4 separate regions of the Homo sapiens genome follow, and regions 1, 2 and 4 are each linked to region 3. A link is a contact called in ENCODE Hi-C data. All regions are on one chromosome and are shown on one strand. Each heading gives the region's core, a stretch centred on a gene start or an enhancer-like site at or near the end of the contact. The rest is flanking DNA. Distances are from core to core; before and after follow the strand shown.

Region 1 (6,307 bases), core at 2,982-5,481, 4.4 Mb before region 3:
CTGTATTACCATATCCCCATTGCACTTGGCACTATTCATTCAGCTTTCTAATTTTTGTCAACCTAAAGGTGGAAAAAGACATTCCGTTACTATTTTATTCTTTAATTTTTGTGGGTATATAGTAGGCATATATTTTTATGAGGTATATGGGATATTTTGATACAGGCATACAGTGTGTAATAATCCCATCAGGGAAAATGCGGTACCATCACCTCAAGCATTTATCCTTTGTTTTACAAACAATCCAATTATACTCTTTTCCATTACTATTTTAATATGCATGTCTCTGAATATTAATAAATTCATCTCTTCTTATGCTTTTTAGGGTTTCCTATTCTTTCTATAAGCTACTTATTAATATCCTTTGCCTATTTTTCTACAGAAGTTGCTGCCCTCTTGTTGATGTATAGTAAGTAGTCCCTTGTCTAGTCAGATCATCATCCCTTGTTAATTTTAGGCACTGTAAATATCTTCTCTAATTTTTTCATCTTTTGCCAAATGAATAATTTTCATATAATCAAAATAATTAATTTTTCACCTTTATAAACTTTTGAAGCTTTAAAAAGTACTTCCCTGTCCCTAGGGAAAGAGCTTAACATTTTCAATAATGTTAACTTTGGTTTTTCTTTTCACATTTAGGTCTTTAATTCATTTGGAGTCTATCCATTTATGATATTAAATTTATTTTTTCTCTATATAGTGAGTCACTCTCCCTAACAACATATGACTCCTTTCTCCAGTGGTTTATGATGCCACTTAAAAAGTTCCCAACTTTTATACATGTATCCAGGTAAGTCTCTGCCCTCCAATTTGTTTCCTTGGTCTATTTTTCTGTTCTCGCACTTACACCACTTTAACTACAGCCTTGACATCTTAACTTCTAATAAGGCAAGCCTCCCATCCCCAAACAAATCTTTAAGATTGATTCTGTTATTCACAAACTTTATCCCACACACCATATAAATTTTAGACTTAGGCTATTGAGTTTGTCAAACCAAATGTAATTTTGACGTCATTTAAACTGAATTTATAAATTGGAGAAAATTAGTATTCTTGTAAGTAATTTGATCCAAGAGCAAGGAAAATTGTACCATTTATTTAGATTATCCTCTAGTTTCTTTTTCAAGTTTTAAAGTTTCCTTTTTAAAGGTCTTGCGTATTCACGGGTTGATTCCTAGAGACTTTAGAGTTTTGTTGCTATTATTACATATAGTATTTACTTTTGATTATCTTTACTAGTTATCACTAGTTTAGTAAATGCTATCAAATTTTTGTAAGTTTATCTTAAATCCAGCAATCCTGCTAAACTCTTACTAGTTCTAAGTTTTCTCTGGATTTTAATGGTTCATCTAGGTAGGTGATCATATTATCTGCAAATAATAACTTTTATTGCTTCCCTTACAATCTTTATACCTTATTTTTTTGCTCCTTATAATGTTAGCCAGGACCTTCCTACAATGCTAAACAGTAGTAATGACAGGAGCATCCTTATCTTGTTACGGATCTTAAAGTATATGTATCTAAAATTTCTCCATTAAGTATTATTATTTACTGAAGGTTTTTGGTAATGACCTTTATCTAGTTATCTTGTACTCCTAGGTTACCAAGAGTTTTTATCATAAATAGCTGCTGGATCTAGTTGAATGATTTCAGGGCACCAATTGAGATAATCGTAATTTTTTTCCTTTAGTCTATTAAAGAGCTAAATTAGATAAGTAGATGTTAAACCATGCTTTCATCTCTAGGACTAACTCTATGGATCAGGACTCTGTAACACACTGTTGGATTTGATGAGCGAGTATTTATTCTGCAGTATTTTCATTTCTATGCTAAGTAAAACAGACCTATAATTTTCTCTTCTTACATGTCCTTATCTGTTTTAGAATCAAGATTTCACAAGCCTCATAAAATGAACTTGGTATTTTTTCTATTTTCCAGTGCAACTTGCAAAAAGAATTAAGTGTTAAAGTATGGTGGAACTCATCAGCGTATCTGGATGCAGAGCTTCTAAAAAGGGAGATCTTTACCATTTCAGTTTATTAGTTCAAGATATTTCTTCTGATACCAATTTTCACATTTACTAGTTTTCTAAGAACTATATTTTTCATTTAGGCTTTCAAATTCATCAGCCTAAGTTCATAACGTTCTTTTTTTAATCTGATATTTGTAGTTATTTTCCATTTTTCATTTATTTGCATCTTTTTTTCTTGTCGTTTTTATCAGAGGTCTGTCTGCCTAGCTTACTCATCTTTTCACAAAAATAATCTTTTGGTGTGACAAATCCTTTTGTTCTCAATTTTACTGATTTCTGTTCCTAACTTTATGCTCTTTTTTGAACTCTTCAAAGGAACTTTACTAAGGCAATCTTCCTTCGTGACTCAGGTGAAGTCATTCTGCCACTCTACAGGAGGTCTGGTTCCACAACACAGCCTTCAACACACAAACTATACAATATAAACATGATTATCATGAATAAGGAGAAAAAGCGTATATAATCTTACCAAACGTACATATCAATGTCTTTGACTAAGGCAGTATCTTGGGGCAAATAAAATTACGCGCTGTTCCCACACACAGTGTGTAAGATTCCGACTATCTGCATCAAGGCAAATATTTTCTCTGCACAGCTAACTGGACAAGTACAGCTTCATAAAATTAGTAGCTAGAAATGAACTCTCCAGTTGCTTTACCAGATGCCACTCAAAACTTGCAGTTAATAATAGGAGAGAAAAACCTGGCTGTGATGGTCACAATCATTTTCAACATCCTATCACCACCACCACCGCCACGCACACATACACACAAACCAAAGTAAAAGCACATTCTTTTCCTAGCTATGGAAGCATACATATATCCTGGTCAGAGGCAGTTTCGGATTACAAAACAGATTTTGGTCTTAAATCTTAATGCGTGCAATTGAGCGTTAAGACAGACTACTAACATAAAGTTCAACATGCAACCCAATCTTGGGTTTGGACACAAGACATAACCCATCCTGAAAGGCTTATTCTTATGAGTGTAAGCTCTGAAAAGTGATTTTATGCATTATTAGCTTCAAGACGATGTCGGAGCTGCCACTGCATCGGAAAGCAACTCATTATTTCCCTAGCAGGATGCAAAAGTGTAACACAGTAGAGAAGGAACAAGGTGTAGATATAGGTCAACTTTCAAATTCCTTACTTGTTTAACACAGCCTGGCCAAAAACACAAGAACACAAGTTGCCAGATTTCTTTTCTCTCTCTGGCTGCAGAAGACTGAAGGCCTTTCCCTAACGAGACTCAGGCAGCCTTATTTTCCCCTCACTTTGAGGGTGAAACTTCAAGAGAAGACGGGTGCGAAAAGAGCTTCCCAATGTTGAGAGACTGCCAGTTGTGATAGGGATCGCACTGACCGAACTTGGGGCTCCGTGTGTACCAGGCTGCCTCTCTAGGCCAGGTAATACAAGAAGCCAGGGCCGCTCAGGCGCTGGCCGCAGACACCAAATGAGGGGGAGGGGACGGTGAGGGGGAAGGAGGCAGGGAGGCGAAGGCGGACGGGGAGAAGAGGAAAGACCGAGGCCTGAAACAAAGGAAGCGGAGCTTTCTCCAAGAGGGGGTGGATTCGGCGTCCGAGTGAGGTGGAGAAAAGCCAAGGCTGCAGGGAAAGGCTGGACTCACAGAACTTGGAGGTGGAGGTGTTGATGTTGATGGTGGAGCTGGCGGTGGGGGCGGGGGCCGCCTTGGCCACGGCGGCGGCCGCGTCGCAGCTCTTCAACATCATGATCACCCCATTAGCCTCCGGCGGTGGCTGCGGCCCCATCGGGAGCCCCTCCTTGGGGCCTTTCCTGTCCACGGAGACCGCGGGCACCGCCAGCAGCTGCCCCCCCGGAGGCTCTCGGGCAGGGGCCGGGATCGACGAGGGGGGCGGCGGAGGTGGCAGGGGCTGCCGGAAGCCGTCCACCGCAGCCTCCCAGTTGTTGTGGTTCTGGTCGTCCATCATCGCCTCGTAGCTGCCCCCCTCCTCCTCTTCCATGCTTTCCTCCATCCTGCTGGCCCCCGGCACCCGCCCGCCTCACAGGCACCTGCCGCCTGTCTCAACCCCGGGCCAGCGGGCACCGCTGCCTCCCCGAGTTACATCGCCGGCGGCAGGAATGGGCGCAGCGGAGAGGGCTGCGGTGCGCAGGGTCTCTCGCTCTCCGCGGGGCCGACTAGCTTGAAGACGCGGCTGACGGCGGTGGGCGCTCCGGGGCTCTAGTCTGGGAGAGGCAGCCGTAAAGCAGCGGCGCTCCTCACGACGTTTTACAGCGGCTTCCAACAGGCAGTTGGAAAGGGCAGCTGGGGGCGCGGCCAGGAGGGCACGTGGTGCGAGGGACTGGCCGCGAGAAAGCGGAGCCAAAAGGGGCGGGAGCTGTGAGTCACTCCCACGCAACAGGGCAGAGGTTCGCCCCGCCTCGGCTGGCAGGGAGCTAACAGGGGAGGCGCGACGGGTCGGGACGGGCATTCGCCGGCCCCGCCCCCTGCCCGGCCTCACGTGACAAAGGTGTGTCTTGCGCACGCGCGTTCGCAATCTGGTTACCATGACGACGAGGCCCTCGCCGGTTCCTGAGGACGCGCGCGGAGCAGTCTTGGCAGTAGCTGTGGACTGGCCAGAGTGATTGGAGGTGTTTTCCTCGCGTCCTCCAAGTCTACGGGGCCTTCGCACCTCTGAGTGCCTGAGAGCCCCGGCTTTTGCTTGGGACGGAGGTACGGGACCACAAGAGGCCCCGGGGTCGCAGGTTATAAACGGATGAGACCGCCCTGGGCGGCCCGTGGTCCGACTGCTCTTGGGTCGGTCCCCAGCCGTCGCGACACACACGCACAAAATCGAGAATAAAAACCGAATCACACATAGCAGGATGGCGCAAAAAAGAAATGCGTTTGAGTTACTCATGTGTTTTTAAAATTCCTTTACGTTTGTATGCACTAAGGCCAGCAACCCAACTTTTAAAAATGCCGGCTCAGGCCGGGCGCGGTGGCTTACTCCTGTAATCCCAGCACTTTGGGAGGCTGAGGCGGGCGGATCACGAGGTCAGGAAATCGACACTATTCTGGCTAACACGGGAAACCCCGTTTCTACTAAAAATACAAAAAAGTTAGCCGGGCGTGGTGGCACGTGCCTGTTGTCCCAGCTAGCTGCTCGGGAGGCTGAGGCAGAATTGCTTGAACCCGGGAGGCAGAGGTTGCAGTGAGCCGAAATCGCGCCACTGCACTCCAGCCTGGGCAACAGAGCGAGACTCCATCTCAAAAAAAAAAAAAAAATGCGAGCTGGGCGCAGTGGCTCACGCCTGTAATTCAACCACTTGAGGAGACAGAGATGGGAGGCCCGCTTGTGCCCAGGAATTCGAGACCAGCCAGACCAGCATAACAAGACCACGCCTCTAAAAACAAAATTAGCCTGGCATGGTGGCGTGTGCCTGTGGTCCCAGCTACTCTGGAGGCTTAGGTGGATCACTTGAGCCCTGGAGGTCAAGGCTGCAGTGAGCCGAGATCGCGCAACTGCACTCCAGCCTGGGTGACAGAGTGAGACTGTCTCCAAAAAAAAAAAGAGAATTAAGTGGTATGCTGAAGGGGAAAACATAAAACCTTAGAATTACATGTGTGGCAAAAAGAGAGGCAGAAGGAAGGCAAATTCTGTTTCAAACAACTAATGGTTTATCATCAACAGACTCTAGGTAGATGGCTGGGTGAGTGCGATGGGATAAAGAAGGGTCTTTACATTTAAAAAAAAAGTCCAATATACAGGGAAGATAGAGTCAAAAAAGTGTCTCTAACATACTGTGTCATAAAGCAAGTCTTTACATATCTAAGGATTTATATCATAGCGACTATATGGCCACAAAATATATGAAGCGAAAATGAACAGAAGTATAAGAAGACAAAGAAATCTACCATCAGAGTAGGTGATTTTTCACTCCCTCTCTAATTGCAGTGAGTTGAATACAGCCTCCCACAAGATATGTCCATATCCTAATTCCTAGAACTTGCGAGTATGACCTTATTTGGAAAAACGGCGTTTGCAGATGTAATTAAAGTTCTTGAGATGAGAAGATCATCCTGGATTATCCAGGTGGGCCATCAATCCAATGATAGGTGTCTTTATAAAAGAGAGGTAGAAGAGAAGAGAAGGTAATGTAACCACAGAAGCAGAGATTGGAGTGATGGCATTCCCAAGTCAAGGAATGCTGACAGCACCCAAAGCTGGAAGAGACAAATTTTCCTCTTGAGCCTCTGGAGGGATTGTGACCCTGCCAACATGTAGATTTCAGACTTCTAGATGCCAGAACTGAGA
Region 2 (5,716 bases), core at 3,008-5,507, 3.6 Mb before region 3:
GGAAGATAGCTGCAGGAGGTACAACTAAATTGACCAACTATATATATGAGATATTCTCACACACACACACACACACACACACTCACTCTCTCTCTCTTACTTTAAAGAAACAAAGAATATGATTAAGTTGAATTTGAATGAGGGGCTTGATTATAGCCACAGTATAGCCAAATCCATGGTATAGCCAGTCAATTTTGTAATAGTTTATAGAATTTTCTTCTGCTTTGTTCTTAGATGTTCAGATTATACTCTAAATCATTAGCTTATTTCCAGGAAGAAAGAATAGCCTTAAAGGAAGGGATTGTGTAACATGGTATTACACGAATTCCTAGCAATTTTGGTGCATCCGATAGATGAAGAAAATAAAATAAGCTACAATAAAACACTATTACAATTTAGTGTCATATTGTAGATTCAGATATACCATGGATCAAATCACTGCACTACAAAGATACACACAACCCAAGCCTGAAATGTGTGTCCCACAAGGCAGGTGTCAGACAGTCCAGTTCCAACACCAGTATTACACAGCATGATCTTGTTTGTTTTTTTAGATCACAAGTTACTCAATGCATAATACCCCAAAATAAATGTCAAATGAGAATGAAGAACATCAGAAAACAGACCTTTAAAGCAACTATATGACAAATAGAAATTTAGGCTCAACATCAAAGCAATTCTTGCCACTTTAAATACCATCAAATAAATTAGTAATACTGTAGGTAATGAATATTTAAAGACCTACCTAGGCTCTAAACACCATATTGTTTTCTGAAGATAGAACCATATGTCTTAGCTTGTGTGTGTCTGCAGGAAAAAAACCTCACTAGTAACACACAGGCATCTTAAGGAAACAATTTAAGATAAGCTTTGTTAAGAACACATTCTTTTAAAACATACTGGCCACTTGAAAAACCTAATCCATAGCTCACAATGTAAAATATAAGATCTCCATAAACAAAAAACCCTACTAGATATCAACGTCTAAAATCATGTTCAGTTTTCATCATGTTACTTATATCTAATAGAACCCTTTGAGAATATGTAAAACGTACACTTAGAAAAACTATGCATTATTTGTATTAAACTCTAATAAAAATCCCAATTGTTAAACATTTGCTTTTATCTCAAGATTTTACATTTGAAGGTTTTAAAAAATATATAAAAGTCAACAGACTGCACCACATGTGACAGTAATGTCTGCCTACAATCTTAGTTCAACCAGGACTTTTAAAAAAGAACTTAATACTAATTTAATGAAAGAAGTATAATCACTGTAGAAATTCTGAGTACCTCTTATGTTCCAGGCAGTGAACTAAGTGCTGTGGGGGTAAGACCTAGGAAGATGTAGTAGTCCTTCTCTTAAAAAAAAAAAAAGGCCCTATGGAAAAGGGTGGGAGAAGGAAAAAGGAAGACAGAATAGTAAACACGTACTGACATACAAAACAACAGAGTTAAGATGTTTATTTATTCATATGAACATGTCACAGTTTTAGAGAACTGTAAACATAGACAACTTAACTGTTTCAAAGAAAGAACAAGAGATTAGAGAAGGTAGAGGAAGGAAATAAGTGACAAAGAAGTTAGCTTATTATTCCCCTGGAGAAACTCTGATAGGGATGAAGGCAAGGCAGATGCAAAGATAAATAAAAGACATCAAAAAAGCACATTCTTTAGCACTACAAAACCAGAGATTCCTCTTGGTAAGGAACAGATACAGTAAATGAGACCCCTGCCATGAGTATTTATCAATCATTCAGTGTGTGATGATACTTCAGATTTTTAGATACAATGTAACTTTTATCTTTGTTAAATACATGTTAGCTAGTCTTTAAGCCTAGCTTTCCCAGATGCTTATATCAAAGTACACATTGTAACTCAACACCAAGTCTTGGCTTCAACAGATGTTGAAGGATAAAATTTTTTTTTTAATTGTTTAGACGAACTCTCGCTCTGTCACCAGTCTGGAGTGCAGTGGTGCAATCTCGGCTCACTGCAACCTCTGCCTCCTGGGTTCAAGTGATTCTCCTGCCTCAGCCTCCCAAGTAGCAGGGACTACAGGCGCGCGCCACCACGCCCAGCTAATTTTTGTGTTTTTTGTAGAGACGGAGTTTCACCGTGTTGGCCAGGAAGGTCTCGATCTCTTGACCTCGTGATCCGCCCACCTCGGCCTCCCAAAGTGCTGGGATTACAGGCGTGAGCCACTGCGCCCGGCCTGAAGGACAAATTTCAAGTGTGTCCCAATTCTTTCTTCTAGGGAGAGAAGGCAGAAATGGAAGACAACACAAAACACAAAGACGTTCTATTAAGCAGGCGTTTCATTGAAGCATTGGATGTGCTTCAGTAGGCCTCAGATTCTCAAAACGGGACGGATACTTCAGTGAGACGTTAGAGAACACATTTATTCCTGTACAAGGCCACACCAAAAAAATCTCTATCAATACTGAACATCTATCTTCTTTACTGAGCATCCTTTCTTTGGTAGGAGTGAAGAGATGTGAAGCTAGTCAAACTTCTCGAGTGCCCCTCCACCTTCATCTATTCCCTAAAAAGCAATTTCCCCATCAGAGAGCAGAGCCAAGTGGACTATGATCCTATCAATACCAGGAGAGGCAAGAGAAACAAAGCAGCGATCTGACTCCTTGGTACTCAAGGTAGGAGTGCTAGACCTGGAGAGGCCGGGAAATTAGGGTGCCCAATTTAAACATTTAATTAAAAAGTATTCAGACTTAAAAAAAAAAAAAAAGATGCAGAGAAAAGGAGTGCCACACTATTCAGAAAGGAATGCAAATGCTGAGTCATCACTCTTCATTGGAAAGGAAGGAAACCAGAATTAAGTGGTTGGAAGATGGAATTCATTCATTAGATTGAGCTTCAGGTAAAAAGCAACAGCAAGACAGGAGAAAAAGCGTTCAGAAGACACACATCAAATAGCGGATGAAGACATAATTTTAGCCAACTCTGAAGCTTTCGACGCACAAACAGATTAGGAAGAGGCAACACCTAGAGAGCAAAAGGAGTTTAACAACTGGTTGTCAGTTTAGCGTAGGGAGCGCTCAAAGTAAACTTCTTTATCCAAGAAGGGAAAGATGCTCGGGCAGCAAAAGGTATCCCTTATGTACTTCAAAAGTAGCGGGCGCTAGGCGGGTGTTTCTGACAGCGTGGGCGGGGGCACGTGGGGCATAAAGAGAGAAGGGGCTTGAGTGGTGAAAGAGTGTCCTGCTTCCTCCGAGAGCTTAGCTGGGGAGAAGAGCTGGGAGCGACTCGAGCTGAGGACGTGGAAGGGGTGAGTGCTAATTCCTCAGGGCCCGCGGGGCCCACCCCCGGGCCCACCCCCAATCCTACCCCCGCCAGGCCCTTCCCCCGTGGGCGCCGGCAGCTCCAGGCCCAGCCCAGGGCGTCCAACGCGGAGGGGGTGCAGGAGTTCTCCTGGGCCTGACAGCCTCAGCCGTGCAGAAACCCGGCCTAGGGAGGGCATGCAAAGAAGGACGCCAGAGAAAAAGGTCGAGACAAGCCCCAGACCCCAGGAAGTGACTGTTTGGGGGAAGGGAGGATTTCCTTCCCAAGGAAAAGGGGACAGATGAGGAATGCACTTCGCGTCCACGCCGCCCTGGTCAGGGAGCCGCCTAGAGTCCCGGCTTCGGCCCAGTCTCTCCTGCTCCCTCCCTTAGCGTCCCGCGGTGCCCGGGCCTCTTGGCGCCTGGCACCCCTCGTCTCGGGTACTCACAGAGTCCGGGGCTGCCCGTCGTCTTCCATCATGGTGGGTGCGACGGAGCGATCCCGGGACAAGGGGGAGGGCAGGGTTGGGGAGGGGAGGGGGTGGGGAGGAAGGGGAGGGGGGCTCTGGGCACCGGCTGGGGACAGAGGAAAAGGCACCGAACCCTGCTCTCGGGCTCTCTCCCCCCAGCCCGCTCCGGACACTGCGCTCCAACCAGGAGGAGCAGGAGGAGGAGGAGGATGAACAAAATGGCCGCCGCCACCAGCCAGGCAGGAAACAGGGCAGAGCGCAGGCGCGACCCGCCAGGTCACCGCTCAGGCCAGCCGCGACAGCCTGCAAGGGGGACGACCGAGGGGAGAGAAAAAAGGGCCGCCGAGGAAACCCTGGGACCCGCTCACGACGGATCACGTCGTCGCTGTGGGCCTCTGGCCGGCCGAAGCCCAGCCAGCTCCGGGAGAGATCGGGCAAAAAGAGAAACGTCGTGAAGCCGAAGTCTCTGGGAATTGTGGTCCTGGAAATGAGAGAGGGAAGCACTTCTGCAGAGGACTTCTGGAACCTGTGGTTAAGAGGAGCCGCCGGCGCCCACCCGCGCTGGGACGTGAAGAGGAGACTTCTGGGTAGTGTAGTCATACGTGAGGACGTGCGACGACCAGGAAGTCGGCGGGCTGGGAGGTAAAGGGAAGAATAAAAGCGACATTGAAAGGCGGGGAGACCAAGTGGGGAAAAGCGCTGTCTGGGAAAGCGAACTACAAGTCCCAGAGTTCCTCGCGCCGGGGGCTGTCCTCGGACTGCTCCAGGCATTGTAAGGCTCTTCTGTTGGCCCAGTCTGAGCTGCTGCTCCGCCTTCGTCCAGCCCGAGAGCGGTTTCTTCAACTGTGGCTCAGGCAGCACTCTCCCTCCGCGTGGTGTCCGAGCCAGCAGGGCCGTCCGGCCCTCCTGTGTTCATCAGAACGGCTGGCTCGCGTTAGTCAACCGCCGCTTCGCGCGACAGTCAGAAGAGAGGCTGTGCTGGCGGGGACCCGGAGGGGTTGGGGTGTTTTGGGGACTCGATTTCCCACAAATAGGTATTTCTAGCCTATTTGTTAAATACAAGTAGGTGGCCTGCTTGTAAATTGCTTTACAAGTTTCAGAGGTTTCCCTATCAAATGTCTCATCGGATAGTGGGGTAAGAAGAGGAGCCCTATTATAATGACTTGCCCAACTCCCCCCGTATTCTTGGAGTTAAAAGAAAAAAAAATCCTTGGGCAGAGACGTGCACAAACATAAAGTTGCGTTTACAGACATCAGTCATGTGGGCTAGAAACGCAGTTTTGCATGAAGATAGGGGAAGCCATGTTCATACTAGCTCTGCATCCCTGTAGAATTTGTCTTCTCACCCCCCACAACAGTTCCTGGTGTGCTTTTTTCCTCCTCTAAGTACCTTCAGGAGAAAGTACTTGGTCTTGTAGCTTAGTGAAGAGTGGCGATGAAGAAAGATCTTTCAGCCCATTGCCAGAACTTAACTGCCCCGGTTAGTAATGGCTTAAGAGTTGCTTCTGCCGACATGTACTAAGTGCATGTCGACCTCTGCAAGTGGCGGTGCGTATGCGTGCCACTGAACATTAATCTTGAAAGCAGAATCAACCATGCAGCAAGCCCTTATGTTGTCCATTTTCAGGGGAGGAAATTTCAACCTGAAAGACTTCATAGAGACACGGCAAAGGAGTTGAGCCCCATAAGAGTCCGTAGGAACAACAAAAGGCTCAGACGCCAGGACCCATGGCTAAAATGTATGGGCTGGGGATGCGGGCGGGAGCGGGGGGAAGGGAACTAAAGCTAGAGAGGACCTTGTAGAACCGTGTTGTCAAGAATCTATTTCATGCTGAGGAATTTGAGCTTTCTCTTCCAGGCAGTGAGGAGCCACTCAAAGGTTTTGTCTATGTTTTTAATTGGACCTAGGTGTAGAACTGGATTTAATTATAATCCAATTCATTAACCCATGCCTGGCCCGCTGTGATA
Region 3 (5,952 bases), core at 1,297-3,796:
TATTCTATCTCATGTTGTCCATTTTGAGATCATGTTTTTTCTTCTCACATTAGATTTCATAAAAATCACAATCTATTCCAGGGTGATGTCAGAAGGATGTTACCCAAGAACACATCTGCCGACACTAGCTTAGTTCAATTACATTTATTTCAACTGAGCTTACATCAGTAAATATTTACTGGGCCCTAGTACATGCTGAGAAACTATGCTATTGGGTAGTCAGATAAAAGAGACAGTGGATTCGTTTTCTTGTGATTTATCGTATACATATACTTCGTTTCAATGAAATTCTTTTGCTTCAGATGACCCTTTTGAAATTTTTTCTAATGTTCTTGGAATATTCCACGAAAAAACCAAACTGCGTCCAAAGAACTGCTTCTATAGGAATATTCCATCCATATCATTTTTGTTTGCATTTCAATAGATTACAGTTTTTACAAGAGATCATGGTTTTAACAGTATTGGGTCACTGTATCCTCTGTAGGTTTCCCTTATAGGAAGTGGTTTCTTATAGCCATTTCAGTCACTTAATGACAGTGATTTGTGCCCTTAAAATTTTAGGGAATGATCCTTTTCCAGTTTGTCATGATGTGTATATTTCATTCTTTTTACTAATCCAGAAACTAGCTGTCAACCGTGATCCAACAGTATAATTAGTTCTTAGGAATTCCTCTCTCACAGGTAACTAGGTTTTACACACACACACACACACACACACACACACACACACACACACAACTTTGCATTTGGATTTAAATGTTCAGGACTCCATTGTTGCCAGATTTCCTGTCTCAAGACTATCAATTCATTTGAATAATCAGCAAAATCATCAGCCTCCTTTCAGCCTCTAAACTGGATTTAAAAGATTGACGTTTCTTAAAACTCAAATCGAGTCGGGCTGCAACTGCATGCCCAGAGGGACCTGAATCATACACACACTGGATAATGAAATACACTTAGATTTTATTAGTGGGTAATTCATGCTCAGAATCTTGGAACAATAATATAATTAAATAAACAACTGGGAGAAGGAACCAGATAAGTCAGGAGGTAAAATTATTTAGCTAAAGTTAGAATGGAAGTAAGGAACTGCATTTCAAAATTTTGAATTCAGCCATTAACTTGTGGAAAGAGAAGAGATAGAGAACCAAGTACCAGGACTGGCAAGGAAGGAGGGCAAGAGTCTTTCAGCAGTAATGTCATCAATGCAGTAGGCAGAAAGGTTGTTGTTGTATGTGTGTTTCTTGTGTCAGGAATCACAGAAAGAGGTGCATCCAATTCAGGGTGTGTGAATGCATAAAGATCATCAACACTTTCTCATTAATGTCCCTTAAAAGTTAATCACTTTAACCCCACAATTTTCTCTCACTTCACACAAAATCAAATAAAACGATATATATTTTTCTTTTACAAAAGGCAGTGAAAAAGCGGTTAAAGCATGGATTAAATTGAAATTTTTCAGTGAGCCTTTGACATTCAAGAATAACTCAGTCACTTCATTCTACTGATTAAGTATTGCTTTTCTTTCATGGAGATAAAATAATTTCTCATACTCAAGCAACCTTCTTGATCCTCATTTCTAGAGGATTCTAGAAAACAGCAAATGGAGCACACTGAGCCTGCAACTTTGGGGAGTGGCAGGACAGAGTGGAAGGGGAGAGGCTTGTAGCTGTCGTTTCAGGACCCTTCAAAAAAGAGCTCTAAAAGAAGTGGTGGGAGCTTTAACACATTGCAGAGTACTGTCTCCCAGGCTGTTCACCCTTCTGAAGGGGGGTTCCTGAAGGGCAAAGGCTGGTCTGATTACATGCATCTTTCCAGAGCCTCTCACCAGGCCTGGCGCCAGTGGAGGCTCAATAAATGTTTGTGGAAAGATGGGGTGGAGAGATAAAGCATAATATAAATATGAATGGGTTTCTTCAGCAGAACTTGAGACAATGGGAAATGGGAGACCCTGGTTTATAGGTGGAAATTCCCAAGAAATGAGAAAAAAAAAATCAAGGCAAAATAATGCAGTTGATAGAGCAAATATTTCCTCCTCTACATCAACTTTTGGTTAGCTTCACGGGCGTGTGCACGCCCAGGGATAGGGAGACAACTTTAGGACTATATAAGTATTGCCCAAAATGGGATTCTTGTGTTTCAGAGACTAACTTCAAGGGGAGGGCGCCATGGACAGAGCTGTAAAGATCTTTCCCGCTTTCTATGAAGAGGGCGGGCAGAGCGTCAGCCCCTAGAAAACTACATTTCCCAGAATGCCATACGCAGGCGGGAGAGGGCATGAACAGAGCCTTGGCGCGATGCTCCTTGGGAGGTGTAGTTTCCACGCGTCCAGCTCGAACGCTGATGCCCCAGCGCGGTGGTAAAATGAGCCCACGTGATCGGAAAAGCAGCGGTTTCCCTTTGAGCCGGAACAGGATGACTGGGTTGACCGATGCTGGGCAGCTGAGCGGACCAATCGGCCCCCTAGACTGAGACGTTGGCGTTTGAAATCAGCCAATGGCAGGTCTACACTGGAGCTTCCTCTCCGCCTCCTTCGCCTAGCCTGCGAGTGTTCTGAGGGAAGCAAGGAGGCGGCGGCGGCCGCAGCGAGTGGCGAGTAGTGGAAACGTTGCTTCTGAGGGGAGCCCAAGGTAGGGAGGCGAGGCGACGGTGTGCGGGAGCGGGCTCTCCAGGGACTTCCCGGGTCCGCAACTGGCAGGGCCGTTCGATTCGCAGGGGATCCCGTTTCGTTTCTGTTGTTTTCCCTTTATTTTTAGGAGTGCCCGGGGCGACGGGACCCCGGGAGAGGGGAAAGGGAACAGTCTGGGGTCCGGGCATCGCTGTGGGCCGGGCTGGGTTTAGGGGGACGGCGGTGCGGGCTGGGCCGGTTTGGGCGCGGCGGGGGCCGGATGATGGGGCGAGTCCGGACCTTGGCGGGCGAGTGCTCGGCGCAGGCGCAAGCGCAGAGTCTCCTCGCGGTCGTCCTCTCGGCCCCTCCCTCTGGGGGGACCCCCAGTGCCAGGCTGTCAGTGCGCAGCCCCAGCCCGCGGGACCCCTGGGGACTCTGGGCGCCTGTTCTGCAGATGACCGGTTCTAACGAGTTCAAGCTGAACCAGCCACCCGAGGATGGCATCTCCTCCGTGAAGTTCAGCCCCAACACCTCCCAGTTCCTGCTTGTCTCCTCCTGGGACACGTCCGTGCGTCTCTACGATGTGCCGGCCAACTCCATGCGGCTCAAGTACCAGCACACCGGCGCCGTCCTGGACTGCGCCTTCTACGTAGGTGCCCTCCCGCCCTGCTCCTGCCCTCTTACTGTGTTAACGATTCTCCACGTGAGGAGCGTTTCTTTTCCAGTGTTGGGTAGAGGCGTCTGTCGGTGGGGTTATTTGGACAGTTCTTTAGCTTTTCAGGAGCATCTGCCTTGAACCTGTACCGTTTTGGGTTGGAGACATGCAGACATTGGAAACTCCGTCTCCCCTTTTCTGTTACACGCTTGTGGAGTAACTCTAAACTTTCTGAAAATACGATCATTATATTTGCAACAATACTGTTTTGGCTGCCGTATTGAAAGGAACCGTTTAGGGGAAATGTATGTTTACCCTCAGCTAGCGTGTTGGCTAGGATAAAGCAGCCCTCCTTTAATTTCCAGACACAGGAGTTTAGTGACCACTTGCTTTTTTATGCTGTTTTTTGGTTTGTTTACCATGAATAGTTGAGCCCAGTGCATATCCCGAGCATAAACTGAACACTTGCTTGTAGAAATAAGAATGTTGAAACCCTTTCAAAAGTTCTAGTTTTTAAACGGTTCAAAACTATTTTATAGGATCCAACGCATGCCTGGAGTGGAGGACTAGATCATCAATTGAAAATGCATGATTTGAACACTGATCAAGGTAATGTGACCATATCTTTACCAGTTTGTTTTCTTGGCTAGTGTTCTTAAGTATAAATGTTTATGTAGGAAGAGTGGTTCCTAAATTGCTTAGTTACTAAGTTGCTTAAGTACAGGTGGCTTGAATTTAGGATTTTTTTAATTTAAATGATAACCATTAAGTTACTGATTACAGAATATTATGCATGTATTTTTGCAGTAAAGCCAGTTATGGTCGCCATTGTCAGTGTTTACATAAATTGACACTCAAGTATTTGGCCTTTATTTTGTCCTTAGAAGTGGGCTGGATCCCAGACTGGCCAGCGTTTCATTAGGATTTTCCACTACAATGCTGATGTTTTGAGAGTTCAGTTTTTAGAAGCTAATTTAGTTTTCAGAAGCTAAAGGTAGATTTAAAACCTGACAAAAAATAGGCAATCATGTCTATATTAATTGTGTTTGTTTTAGGTATTTAGCAAAATATGTTTCCGTTGCATTTTTTGAATGAGTAACTAGATGATACATTTCCTTTCGGTTAAGTAATTTCTTAGAGATCCAGATATGAAATGACTTACTCAAATTTTTTTGGTGACATTGGCACAGTGTTAGAGATTGGACTGGAGCCCAAATGCATAGAGCTCTCTAGCTGAACATTTGTTTGCATGTGTATTCATCAGACATAGGTATTCTAAGGAGATAGGAGGGTACAGAGATATGACTAGAGAGAAGATGAGTTGAGCAACAGGAGAATGGATGGAGGATGGCCACATTTTGTCAAAAAACTAAGCACCCAATTAGAAGAGGCTTTTGCATGAAAGCTACTTCTTCTGTAACTTATACTGCAGGTATTGGGTTTTGTTTGCCAGTAGCTTACCCTGTGTAATAAGTAAGCTTGTAAGTCTAGGTTCTATTTGTTCAGAAACTTGTAGGGGTAGGGAGAAACACTGAAAAGCAAACGTCTCGATTTTCAGTGTTACATAGAGAATTAGCTGTTTATTCTATGAAAGTCACTGCCAAACTTCATGAAATCCTTTCTTTTTCTTTCTTGTTTTTTTTTTTGAGCTAGAGTCTCACTCTGTTGACCAGGCTGGAGTGCAGTGGTGTGATCTTGGCTCACCACAGCCTCCGCCACCCGCATTCAGGCAATTCTGCCTCAGCCTCCCGAGTAGCTGGGACTACAGGTGTGCGCCACCATGCTCGGCTAATTTTTGTATTTTTTAGTAGAGGCGGGGTTTCACTGTGTTGTCCAGGATGGTCTTGAACTCCTGATCTCGTGATCCGCCCACCTTGGCCTCCCAAAATGCTGGGGCTAATCTTACTGTTTGCAGGTCAGGACCATATATTGTTCATTCCTATATCCTTAGCAGTTGGCACAGATTCTGGTACATAGTAGATGTTAGTTGAAGGAATAAATGAGATATAGTGAGAAGGTTCAAATTGAAAAGAAAATGTCTATTGAAAATTTGAACCACAGTGGAACCAAGTGCAGTAATGAGAGGACTTCACTCCCAGTTCTCATAACCCTTTAGCCATGTAAATAAGTTTCTTAGCAGCATTGGCTTAATGTTCAACATAAATGTTGTTGATCCAGAAGACCAGAGTTCTCCATTCATTTGTTTATTCAACAGATATTTCTTGAGCACCTAGCCTGTACCAGACCTTGCACTAGATACGGGCAGAGATCACAGAGGTAAACGCAGTTCCTGATAGGAAATCTAGAATCAAGTGAGGAAGATAACAGACATGCCACTATGTTAATGTAATCTGAAATTCAAGACAGCCTTTGGTATGTGCAATACTAGTGAGTCATGTGAAGTGTGCACTGTAAGGTGAACAGAGAGGAACGGATAACTTTGTAGTCATGGAGAGATTTTTCTGTCTGTAGTAGACATTTCCATGGGGTTGGATGAGGCAAATTCATTACAGTTGAATGAATGTTTCTTTTAATTGTTTATTTTAGGAATCTTTAGTAAAGGTAGTAAGCTAGATGTTGGGGTTTTTTCCCCTTTTTTTTTCTCTATAGAAAATCTTGTTGGGACCCATGATGCCCCTATCAGATGTGTTGAATACTGTCCAGAAGTGAATGTGATGGTCACTGGAAG
Region 4 (5,572 bases), core at 2,049-4,548, 4.8 Mb before region 3:
GGAAAAAAAATTAAAATAGTTTGAAAAAGGTGGAATCCACCTCTAAATCCAGGCAAAATTCAAATCAGGTAGGTTTTGAATTCCACTCTTTAGAACCTTTAGTCATGTGCCATTTTCCTGTGACTCTCAAAAAAACAAATACAAGGGAGACTGAGCAGTCACTGATAAACACGGATAACTGCTGCCACTTACTGTGCAGCCTGCAAAATGGAGTTGCCCGTGTAAGCAGCAGCCCAGTTACAGATCAGCCAATATGGAGTGGCTGCTTAGTGACTTTTGCTTTGGACTCATGTTTCAAAACAGTCTTTCTATTCATAGCATATACTTGTCATTCACAAAGTTTCCAACTGGCACCATGTTAGGCCTCCTGTTATTCTTGTTTTGGCTGCTGTGGAGAATGATTCTCTATAAGTGTCTCTTACTTATGCCTTTCAGAGCGTATTTCTTTATTTTAAGGCAGATAATCCCAAGTTACCCTTTAACTGTGAAAATTCACTCAGCCTGTCTCCAGAAACGTGGAATATCAGAGAAACAGAAACTTAAATTTGTTTAGCATAGATTATAGCCAAGTCCATATAACAGCCAATGTATTAATTCATAAGCTTTCATTTTTTTTACCCTGCAACCCAAATAATTTTCAATTTAATCATTTTAGCCCCAAGGAAAATGTAAATGACTCAGAATCCTTTTTCTCTCTATGGTTTTGAATATCACTTTCTTCATTTTACACACCCTCCACCTCTAGAGTTAAGATTTATTCCATCCCACAATTATCCTCAAGACATTCTGTGTGTACTATGCAGAACACATCTTTAGTCCTGGGCTAACACAATTTGCCATGAACTGAAAATATTTATATACTGTCCTAGTCTGAATAACTAGGGTTTCTTGTTTGTTTGTTTGTTTGCCCTTGAAAACCACCCATCGTTATTATTTAGCATACTTGGTCAGATAACAATGAATCAAAAACAGGGTACAGTTCAGTGGTTCCTAATCTAAGTATGAATATAGTAACAGGAGTCTCTAAGCTAATTTCAAAAAGCCCAAACTATTTTATTTTTCCCCTCAGTAAGACTGTACCATTCATCATTACAGGAAAAGACCAATTTAGTGAAGCACTATTTTTCACATGTTAATCAGAGGTTCACTGGTAGTTATAGGTCTGATTTTTATCAGAAAAAAACATTCATAAATAAGGTTGAGTAGACACAATCTTTCAAAATAAAGCAGCCAGGGAGAAATCAAATTATAATAAAAACCGTTCTAGATTGTGCACTGGTTACAGGGGGAAAAAGTCTTCAAAGTTGGAAAATGGTTTCTAGTCCTGAGCAACATAATTAGGAGAAAGCCACTGCATTTGTCTGGGCCTCCATTCTTAAGCTATAAAATAAAGGTTTGATCAAATGATCTCTGAGATGTCTTACAGCTCTAAAATGCCTCTTTATGATTTTGATATTATAAGTGCCCTAAATGCCCAGAGTCACCTCACTCCTGGATGTATCACTCCATTCTCTCTAGCACTGCAATCCTGATTAGAGCCCAGTATCCAGTAGATAAGGTTTCTCTCCTCTACCTAGCAACTCAGCCAAGAGGATGTTTTCAGAGAAACTCTGTACACTTCAGGACACTGAGAAGGGGAAGGAACCCTAGTTACAACAGGAAACACTAGAACCAGAAAGGGGAAACAAAGCAAGTCACTGCTGCACATGGCATACAAACAGTGTGGCAGGCCTTGGTTTTCCACTAATCTTCACAACAACCCTTCCACTAGGAATTACTATCTATATCAGCCCCTCCCCTACCCGCCCCGCCCCCAATTTACAGATGGGATAACTGACTTGCCTAATGCATTCTGATCCATTTGTTTTACAAAAATAGCCCCATGGCTTTAGATTATGAATTTTACAGAGCAGAGTTGTAAGCGGGGACAAGGATTTGCGACTGGGGCTGAGAATGATCTTAGCCTATAATTACAGACTTGTTAAATTTGGTTAAGAATTTTTTTCTGTACTTTTTGAGTACAGAAAGCTATGCAAGATGCTATACTAAGTTGCATACATCAAAGTCAAAGTCACAGTCAGAGGTTTGAGTAATAATGTCATATTTTCTGGACAACCAGACAGCTGCTTATAATCAAAACCCAAAAGATATATTTGAGCAGCTCGATGGGTAAATGTTTTCCATCTCTATTCCAGAATTTAAATTCCATTTTCATCGTATAAGGCTGTCTTATTTCCTATATTTTGTATTTGATTAGAAATAATTCCAGAAGCCTGAACTTCGTCTGATCTAAAATTAATTTCACTTGTATACTAATTATAAGCCACAATTATTTAACAATCTGAAGATTGTAATTTACATCATAATCAGAGTCTGTGACTTAAAAATAGTTACTATTTTCAAGCATGTTAACATCAACATTAACGTAAATATCCTATTTACTTTTATGAAATGAATGTGTTCCTTTTCTCAAAAAAGGTACAGAAAGGACAACTGAATTACAGGCCTGAGAGCGAATCCAGAAAAACTACTTATTTAGCAAGATTTTGCATGTATTCAACTGTTTTAATTAAAGAGAGTGTTCGTTTACTTGAGGCCTGGAAAACATTTTCCCAGACCCAAGATCCTGCATGGAAAGACAATAAACCAAGTTAACAGTTCAAGGCTCATTTTAAGTCGATTCCGCTGTGAGAATACTTACAGGGTCCAAGATTGCAAGAGGATGGGTCTAGAAAGGTACACCGTTCCTGCTTGGCTGCACAACCCGGAATTCTGCAGGCTTTCTGGCGGCAATGCCACACTCCAATCCCAAAAGAGAGAGAAGCCCCTCCCGGGCACAGAACTAAGCGCTGCACATTCCGGCGAAGGATGTCTAGCCTGCTGGCAGTCCCATTAACTGGAGCTGTTTTCCGGAATACAGCAACTGTAAACGTGAGCCTGTTTTCCCTATCGACAGCCTCCTCAATCCCCTCTCACTTTGACCTGGGTGGGACGGAGAACCCCCTCCACATAACAGGCTGGGGAGGCCGCTGCGACGCCCCTTTCGAGGAAGGCTGAGGGCGGCCCCGCCGTCGCTTCCGCGGCCCCGGGCCGGGGGCTTTTCTAGCCTGCTCCGGGAGGCTCGGCCGAGGAGCTATGAGGCCGCCCATGCCGCCTCCCTCGGCTGCCCACAAGAGGCCCTCCCAGACTCATCATGCCGGAGCCCGAACCGGCGGGTAACCAACCCTCCATAAGCCGTACTCACCTGTCAGGAAGTGGTCGCCCAGCAGCCATCTTAGGACCCCGTCAACATCGCGCCTTCTCATTGGCTCCTGCGTCTCAACCAATGGGCTGGGGCCGTTCTGGCCCTAGGGTCGCCTTAGCAACCGGCCTCCTGGGGCTTCCCTTTTTAGTCCGCCCGAAGGAGGTGGTTCCTTTCTTTCTTTTTTTTCTCTCTTTTATCTTGCCGTTTTCTCTTTCTTCTGAACATTTTTAAAGACTTTGTTCTTTCTTCATTCCCTGCTGTAGGCCAATGCGTCTGGGCAAGGAAAGGGCTGACATAGACCTTGAACTGAGAGTTGATGCCACCAGGAGGGAGAATCTTGCAGAGTGCTTTCTTTCTAGGCCCCTCTGCAAACGTCTTCATTCATTCATCCTTTCCCCTCACTCTCTTCCTTTTTTTTAATTTTTTTTCTTTCTTCACCTATTTATTGGGCGCCTACTTTGTACCAGGCATCGTGCTAATCTCTGGTTAGCAGAAAACATGCTGACTCTTGCTCTCTTGGCGCCTACCGTCTGGTGATGGGGTCCAAGGTGCTTCACTGACTGGACCAAAAGTTTACCGAACTTCTTTTTTTCTTATTTGTGGCAGGCACTGTGTTATGCCCAGAAGGGGGTGCTTGGGGAACATAGAAAATAAGGGGAAAAAAAAGAGAGAGAAAAGCACTGCGAAGAGGATAAAATACCCTATGGATAGGGATGGGAATAGGGCTATTTTAGAAATATTTGCATTTTCCGAAATACTGTTTTATAATAAGAATAACATTAAGTGTACCTATTTGCTAATTTTGTGATGATTATATAAGAAAAGCCTGGGCAACAGAACCAGACCCTATTTCAAAAAAAGAAAAGAAAAGAAAATACAGTAGGCTTCCCTCATCTGTGGCTTCTCTTAGCCTGATTTCAGTTACCTGGGGTCAACCAAGGTCCAAACACATTAAGTAAAAAATTCCAGAAATAAGCAATTCAAATGTTTCATTGCAAGCCCATTCTGGATATCCTGATGAAATCTGCAGTGTGAATCATCGCTTTGTCCATGCATGCTGTTAGGCTACCAGGTTCTTAGTCACTTAGTAGCCATCTTGGTTATCAGATTGAAAAACTATATGTGGGGTTCGCCATTATTCCAGGATTCAGGCATCTACCGGGGAGTCTTGGAAGGTATTCCCTGCGGATAAGGGAGGCTACTGTACACATAAAGACTTTAACATGTTACCTAGCCCACGCTAATTTTCAATCTCAGCTGTTTTTTGCTGTTAACATTACCAATAATGTCTTTCTTCAAAGCAAGCTAAATGTGTATAAAATTTTGCATTGCACTCAGTAATATATCTCAATTTCACATCAACAGATGGTTAAGCCTATTAACTATCCACTAAACCACCTCACCTCCAACATCTTCCAGAAGATGCGCCAAGTTTAGAGAGCAGTTTTCTATAACCCCAGAATCATAGTAAAACCTGAATCAGCAAGTTTGGATCGCCGAGGTCCCTCTTCCTGTTCACATTCTCTGATTCTAGAGTAGAAGCAAGGCTGAATGAGTTAAGGATCTGTGTAAAACTATTTTGGCCAAATCTGTTCAGCTTCTCAGTAGGATTTTCCTTGAATCCAAATCTTTAAAAAGTTAAACAGGTAACAAGAAGGTGTGCCTGAGAGTGCTGTTGTAACTGCATTAGGCTTCTTAATTGCTCTTCATCTGGGGATAGCAAAATACTACAGACAAGGTAGCTTAGGCAACAGGAATTTATTTCTCACAGTTCTAGATGCTGGGAAGTCCAAGATCAAGATGCCAGCAAAGTAGGTTTTTTTTTTTTTTTTTTTTGAGGCCTCTTCTCTTGCGTGGTAGGCAGCCACCCTTGCCCTGTCGTGCTCCCATCACCTTTTCTTTATATGCACAGTTTGGGGAGCTCTCCAGTGTCTCTTCTCTGTACTTAAAAGGACACTAATCCTGTTGGATCAGGGTTCTACCCTTCTGACCTTATTTAACCTTAATTACTGCCTTAGAGGCCACATCTCCAAACACAGCCACACTGTGGGTTATGGCTTTAAGATAGGAATTTTAGGGGTGCACAAACATTCAGCTCATAACAATTGCTGATGGTGGAAATGTTACCAGAATGGGGAAAGAGATAGCAGAGGGGGAAGAACTGAGGCATGGGGTAGGAAGGAATTAATGTTTGTATGTTTAAGAATGATCTGGGGCTGGGCATGGTGGATCACGCCTGTAATCCCAGCACTTTGGGAGGCCGAGGCAGGTGGATCACTTGAGGTCAAGAGTTCGAGACCAGCCTGACCAACATGCTGAAACCCGCTC

What was found. Hi-C counts contacts between places; a loop is a spot of excess contacts on that map. Pooled maps may share reads with other maps.
Region 1: a loop to region 3 is called in a map of CD4-positive, alpha-beta T cell, with 8 times the contacts of the local background. The contact joins the promoter of CACUL1 here to the promoter of BUB3 in region 3. A Hi-C loop is called at or near these places in 4 of 168 maps with a recorded cell type or tissue (CD4-positive, alpha-beta T cell, ascending aorta and naive thymus-derived CD4-positive, alpha-beta T cell) and 10 of 50 pooled maps.
Region 2: a loop to region 3 is called in a map of CD4-positive, alpha-beta T cell, with 10 times the contacts of the local background. The contact joins the promoter of TIAL1 here to the promoter of BUB3 in region 3. A Hi-C loop is called at or near these places in 1 of 168 maps with a recorded cell type or tissue (CD4-positive, alpha-beta T cell), 2 of 37 single-sample maps with no recorded cell type and 10 of 50 pooled maps.
Region 4: a map of CD8-positive, alpha-beta T cell shows a loop between it and region 3 (26-fold over the local background). The contact joins the promoter of FAM204A here to the promoter of BUB3 in region 3. A Hi-C loop is called at or near these places in 5 of 168 maps with a recorded cell type or tissue (B cell, CD4-positive, alpha-beta T cell, CD8-positive, alpha-beta T cell and 1 more) and 11 of 50 pooled maps.

The regions. Positions count from the first base shown.
Region 1 is chr10:118,750,739-118,757,045 of GRCh38, forward strand. It overlaps CACUL1 (CDK2 associated cullin domain 1), which reads right to left and starts at 4,232. Exons shown (of 9, transcript NM_153810.5): 1 at 3,658-4,232. The coding sequence starts at 4,024. RefSeq lists enhancers at 4,161-4,300, 4,299-4,593.
Region 2 is chr10:119,592,707-119,598,422 of GRCh38, forward strand. It overlaps TIAL1 (TIA1 cytotoxic granule associated RNA binding protein like 1), which reads right to left and starts at 4,258. Exons shown (of 12, transcript NM_003252.4): 1 at 3,728-4,258. The coding sequence starts at 3,759. It overlaps LOC105378512 (a long non-coding RNA gene), which reads left to right and starts at 2,858. Exons shown (of 2, transcript XR_946358.3): 1 at 2,858-3,286; 2 at 3,908-5,716. RefSeq lists silencers at 3,271-3,370, 3,781-3,890 and enhancers at 3,489-4,487, 3,901-4,490, 4,488-5,485, 5,381-5,470.
Region 3 is chr10:123,151,856-123,157,807 of GRCh38, forward strand. It overlaps BUB3 (BUB3 mitotic checkpoint protein), which reads left to right and starts at 2,547. Exons shown (of 8, transcript NM_004725.4): 1 at 2,547-2,630; 2 at 3,063-3,257; 3 at 3,803-3,872; 4 at 5,874-5,952. The coding sequence starts at 3,063. RefSeq lists enhancers at 2,218-2,512, 2,232-2,401, 2,238-2,397, 3,128-3,197 and a cis regulatory region at 2,317.
Region 4 is chr10:118,339,026-118,344,597 of GRCh38, forward strand. FAM204A (family with sequence similarity 204 member A) reads right to left here and starts at 3,299. Exons shown (of 9, transcript NM_022063.3): 1 at 3,245-3,299; 2 at 2,702-2,902. RefSeq lists enhancers at 3,104-3,603, 3,240-3,459.